Linked DNA regions of Homo sapiens: region 1 is linked to region 2. Evidence: read pairs that join two places in POLR2A ChIA-PET (ENCODE). Cell type or tissue: CD4-positive, alpha-beta T cell. All regions are shown on one strand. Each heading gives the region's core, and the rest is flanking DNA. Links, peaks and the distances in the headings are about the cores only. Region 1 overlaps C12orf56 (chromosome 12 open reading frame 56). Region 2 has its middle 29 kb from the start of KICS2.

Region 1 (2,912 bases), core at 161-2,660, 130 kb before region 2:
CCTGGCCAACGTGGTGAAGACCCATCTCTACTAAAAATATAAAAATTGGCCAGGTACGGTGGCTCACTCCTGTAATCCCAGCACTTTGGGAAGCCGAGATGGGCGGATCACCTGAGGTTGGGAGTTTGAGACCAGCCTGACCAACATGGAGACACCCCGTCTCTACTAAAAATACAAAATCAGCCAAGCGTGGTGGCACATGCCTATAACGCCAGCTACTTGGGAGGCTGAGGCAGGAGAATAGCTTGAACCCGGGAGGCGGAGGTTGCGGTGAGCCAAGATTGCGCCATTGCACTCCAGCCTGTGCAACAAGAGTGGAACTCCGTCTCAAAAAAAAAAAAAAATATATATATATATAAAAATTAGCCAGCAGTGGTAGCACACACCTGTAAGCCCAGCTACTCAGGAGGCTGAGGTGGGAGAATCGCTTGAACCCGGGAGGCGGAAGTTGCAGTGAGCCAAGATTGCGCCATTGCACTCCAGCCTGGGCAACAGAGTGAGACTCTGTCTCAAAAAAATAAAAATTAAAAATTACAAAAAAGGTGGAAGAGAGGGGCAGAAGAAGAGTCGGTGGCCAACTGATGCAGCATGAGAAAGACTCGACTAGTCATTGCTAGTTTTGAAGGTGGAAGAAGGCCTTAGCCAAGGAATGTAGGGGGCCTGGAGAAGCTAGAAAAGGCAAGGAAATGGATTTTCCCCTAAAGCTTCCAGAAGGTCCTGCCAACACATTAATTTAATTTATTTATAGAGATGGGGTCTTGCCATGTTTCCCAGGCTGGTCTCAAACTCCTGTCCTCAAATGATCCTCCCACCTCGGGAGGATTCTAAAGTTGTAACTGCCCAATGGATTCACCTTGCCTGCTGCCTAGACAGAGCCAGTTTATCAAGACAGGGGAATCACAATAGAGAAAGAGTAATTTATGCAGAGCAGGCTGTGCAGGAGACTGGAGTTTTATTATTACTCAGATCAGGCTCCCCGAGCATTCAGGGATCAGAGTTTTTAAGGACAACTTGTAGGTGGGGGGAAGCCAGGGAGTCAGGAGTGGTGACTGGTTAGGCAGGAGATGAAATCATAGGGTATGGAAGCTGTCCTCTTGTACTGAGTCAGTTCCTGGGTGGGGGCCACAAGATCAGATGAGCCAGTTAATCGATCTGGGTGGTGCCAGCTGATTCATCAGGTTCAGGATCTGCAAAATATCTCAAGCACTGATCTTAGGAACAAATAAAGTCCTTTATGCCTCTGAGCCCCAGCTCTCCTTGTTCCATGTTAGGCCAGATTAACTCTAGTTCCTGACATATGTCACATTTATCTCAGGGGAAAAAAAGCCCTTACAAATAATACAGATAAAATTCTATTCCCTTCACAAAGGAAAAAAAATTAAAGGTAACAGCAACAAAATTTAGACAGTTAGACCAGAGTCTACACATGTTTGTTTTGAAGAAGGGTACAAGTGAGATTTCCCTTCCAGCAAAAATGAGCTTAAAGTGCACTTCACGATCTCAGTATGTGTTTGATGTGGTTCATTTTCTCAAAGAAAGGGTTTCCAAGTTACTTGGGCGGATATTTTATAAAAGGCTGACATTTCCTTAAAAGTTACTTTTGAAAGAGTTCTCTAGAGTTCTGCTCTTGGGTGCATCAAAATACCACTTAAGCCCTTCTAAGGTTAGACACTTTTTTTTTTTTTTTTTGAGCAGGAGTCTCGCTCTGTTGCCCAGGCTGGAGTGCGGTGGCAAGACCTGGGCTCACTGCAACTTCCACCTCCTGAGTTCAAGTGATTCTCTTGCCTCAGCCTCTCGGGTAGCTGGGATTACAGGCTCGCACCACCACACCCGGTTAATTTTTGTGTTTTTAGTAGAGACGGGGTTTCACCATGTTGGCCAGGCCAGTCTCGAAATCCTAACCTGAGGCGATCTGCCCACCTCGGCCTCCCAAAGTGCTGGGATTACAGGCATGAGCCACCGTGCCCAGCTGGTTACATTTTTAAGTGTGAGAACAAATACGCAGAGCAGTCTATGAATTTCCTACAGATCACTGTCCTTCAAATCCATCTCATCACCTACGGGAAAGAAAATCTGTCAACTCCAGCAGCCCTTGCCTCTCTTTCTCCTAGTCCTTTCACCCCTTTTGTGAATATCTGCTCTCTAGGTATCCTGGGCTCCATGAGGCCTCTTGAACTAGAACAAATGCACCTTTTACAGCCTGGCCTGCTTGCTTGCCATGAACAGTTTGTCCTCCTTCAAGGTGGTTGAAATAATCACATTTTTAATCACTAGTTTTATCCTTGGTGACATTATTGAACACCTACTACTTGCTATGCAGTCTAAAAAAGAATAATACATTCCTTTTCTAAAGGAGACAGTCACTGGAACATAATAGTTCAAAACAGTAGAATTTCCAATAGAGGTATTCCTAGGATGCTATGATACCACAAAATACTGTCTTCTGATTTTGCATGGAAAGAGGAAGGGGAGGTAAACAGAATAGATTAAGGAGGTGGAATAGCGTAAGTACCTAAGATCACAGGCTTTGAAGTCAGATTGCTTGTCTTCAAATCCGAGTCCTGCCACAACCTTAAAAAAAACTGCTTAGCTTCTCTCTGCCTCAGTTCCTTCATCTATGAAATGGAGAAAATAATAAGAACTACCTCTTAAGGTTGTTATGAAGATCAGTTGAGATCATTCATGTGATACATTTAGCACAGTGAATAGGTCAGAACAAGCAATCAATGCTAGTTGTTATTACTTTGCAGAAATATGAAGGACTCTTGAAGGATGAATGCTATTTTTCCAGGCATGCATTGTGAACCTATGTCTATTACAGCAGTTAGCTCACAGCCTTATACTTAGCTGGATTCATTTTTGTCTCCACACAATATCTTAGTCATCTTTGTAAACCAGGCCTGGCAAATATC
Region 2 (2,912 bases), core at 128-2,627:
TGTGTGTACGTGTGTGTGTGTGTTGGACCATATCCAAGAACGAAAGTGGCACACAAACTGAAATATGCTGAGATTGGTGTGTTGGAGCAAAAAAGATCATCTTGGCAATCTCAAGTCCTCATTCCTTCAGAGGATGACTATTATTAGCACTACTTAATATCTATTAAGCCCCAGCTGGGGCAACTTGTCAAAATGGGCAAGGAAGGAAGAGGGGAAAATGTATAATTTGTCCCAGGCATGGGCGCTCGGTGTGGGGAAAATGTCTTTTAAGATATTTTAAGTTATCTGTCAGAAGGTTTAGGAGGTTTCATATGATTTTCAGAGATCTCTCTGCCCCAGAGAGAAACTGATTCAATAAGCATCTATTCTGAGTTTGTTTGATGCTTAGGGTACAGAAAAATAAATAAAACTGGGTCTCTGTTGTCAAGAATTTACATTCTTTTCTAAATTATTTGAATACAACCTTCAAAATATTTCCCATATCATCTGTATAATAGTACTCAATACAGATTTACTCAATGTTTTTCTCAATATTTTCCTAATATTACTCAATAATTTCCCAATATGTGTACCTACCTTAGCCTTGTCATAAAGAATACCTGGGAAATCACAGATTTGGTGTTCTAGGTATATAGTTTTAAATTACCTGTGTGTGCTTTTTTTTTTTTTTTTTTTTTTTGAGGTGGAGTCTTGCTTTGTCACCCAGGCTGGGGTACAGTGACACAATCTTGGCTCACTGCAACCTCTGCCTCCCGGGTTCAAGTGATTCTCATGCCTCAGCCTCCCGAGTAGCTGGGATTACAGGCCTGTGCCACCACACCTGGCTAATTTTTGTATTTTGAGTAGAGATGGGGTTTCACCATGTTGGCCAGGCTGGTCTCGAACTCCTGACCTCAAGTGATCCGCCTGCCTCAGTCTCTCAAAGTGCTGGGATTATAGGCATGAGCTACCATGCCGGACCCATTTTTTTCTTTTCTTTTTCTTTCTTTTTTTTTTAGATGGCGTCTCACTCTGCTGCCCAGGCTGGCGTACGGTGGCACAATCTCAGCTTACTGCAGCAATTTCTTGGGCTCCAGCAATCCTCCCTAATTAGCCTCCTGAGTAGCTGGGACTACAAGCACATGCCACTGTGCTTGGCTAATTAAAAAAAAATTTTTTTTTGTAGAGATAAGGTATCACTATATTGCCCAGGCTGATCTTGAACTCCTGGGCTCAAGCGATCCTCCTGCCTCGGCCTCCTAAAAGTGTTGGAATTACAGGCATTAGCCACCACGCCTGGCTGTTATGTGCATATTTCTAATGTACTTTTAAAAATAAACATACACATTTTTTTAAATTTTTAAATGTTTTTATTTTATTTATTTTTTTTGAGACAGAGTCTCGCTTTGTCGCCCAGGCTGGAGTGCAGTGGCGTGATCTCGGCTCACTGCAAGCTCCACCTCCCGGGTTCATGCCATTCTCCTGCCTCAGCCTCCTGAGTAGTTGGGACTACAGGCACCTGCCACCATGCCTGGCTAATTTTTTGTATTTTTAGTAGAGACAGGGTTTCACCGTGTTAGCCAGGATGGTCTCGATCTCCTGACCTCATGATCCGCCCGCCTCGGCCTCCCAAAGTGCTGGAATTACAGGCGTGAGCCACTGCATCTGGCCTACAAAATTTTTTAAAATGTGTCTTCCTTGAATTACCTAAAGTCATCTTTGTAGTACTCTATGGGAATGACCATAATAAGGAATGCTCAAAGAAGACATCATACAAGGGACTGAGTAGCTTTACCTGTAGGTAAATGCAGGTCATCCTGACTGAGTACATCAAGGAGGCCTATTTAGAAGAGTTGGCATTTGAGGAGGTTTAAAAACATATGTAAGCCTGTAATATTTCAAAGAACTAAAGGAACAGGACAAAATGATAAGATTTGACAAAGCTTGGCGGTGAGTTCACAGGTGTCGCTTTTCTTCTTTGAATGCTTGAAATATTTCACAATAACAATAATAAAGTATCTCTAGGATTTGGAGAAGAGAAAAGCATTCTAAGTAGAAGAGAATGCTGGACACGGTGGCTCATGCCCGTAATCCCAGTACTCTGGGAGGCCAAGGAGGGTGGATCACGAGGTCAAGAGTTCGAGACCAGGCTGACCAACATGGTGAAACCCTGTCTCTACTAAAAATAAGAAAATTAGCTGGGCGTGGTGGCGTGAGCCTGTAATCCCAGCTATTCAGGAGGCTGAGGCAGGAGAATAGCTTGAACCTGGAGGTGGAGGTTGCAGTGAGCTGAGATCACACCATTGCATTCCAGCCTGGGTGACAGAGTGAGACTCTTTCAAAAAAAAAAGGAAGAGAAAGTATGAGTGCCAGGCACGGTGGCTCACACCTGTAATCCCGGCACTTTAGGAGGTCTAGGAGGGTGGATTGCTTGAGCTCAGGAGTTCGAGACCAGCCTGGGCATCAAAGTGAGACCCCCATCTCCACAAAAATACAGAAATTAGCCAGGCATGGCTAATTTCTGAGTAGCTGGGACCACAGGTATGAGGCTGAGGTGAGAGGATGGCTTGAGCCTGGGAAGCAGAGATTGCAGTGAGCCGAGATTGCACTATTGCACTACAGCCAGGGCAACAAAGCCAGACCGTGTCTCAAAAAAAAAAAAAAAAAAAGTCTGAGCAAAAGCACAGAATCCTGAAATTCAGGGCTGGGTATCTGGTCCTATTGAAGGTGAGTGCTGGAAAATAAGGCTGGAAAGGTAAGATAAAGTCATATCATGCAGGACCTAAGTGGTCCTAACTAACTGAGAGGGCTGTGGTGGTGGGGAATCCCTGGACATTTCTGATGAGTAAGATGATATGATCAGAGCAGTAAATTATAAATAGAACTCTAGGAGAAATTTACAGGACTGGGAGGGCCCAAAGTTGAAAGGATCT

Evidence for each region. Peaks named below come from ENCODE experiments on the same cell type or tissue, not always from the same donor. Only the 100,000 strongest peaks of a DNase experiment are listed, where the experiment ranks them.
Region 1: POLR2A ChIA-PET joins it to region 2 with 6 read pairs; 5 of 35 experiments call an interaction of 5 or more read pairs at or near these places.

What each region holds. Positions count from the first base shown.
Region 1 is chr12:64,383,831-64,386,742 of GRCh38, reverse strand. The region is part of intron 1 of C12orf56 (chromosome 12 open reading frame 56); the gene reads left to right. Among named protein-coding and RNA genes, the nearest start is that of C12orf56, 5.5 kb to the left of the region's middle. In CD4-positive, alpha-beta T cell, for the core only: no CTCF peak of the experiment used is centred there; a DNase peak (open chromatin) is centred at 1,522; H3K27ac peaks cover 1,226 bases.
Region 2 is chr12:64,249,740-64,252,651 of GRCh38, reverse strand. No RefSeq gene overlaps it. Among named protein-coding and RNA genes, the nearest start is that of KICS2, 29 kb to the right of the region's middle. In CD4-positive, alpha-beta T cell, for the core only: no CTCF peak of the experiment used is centred there; no DNase peak of the experiment used is centred there.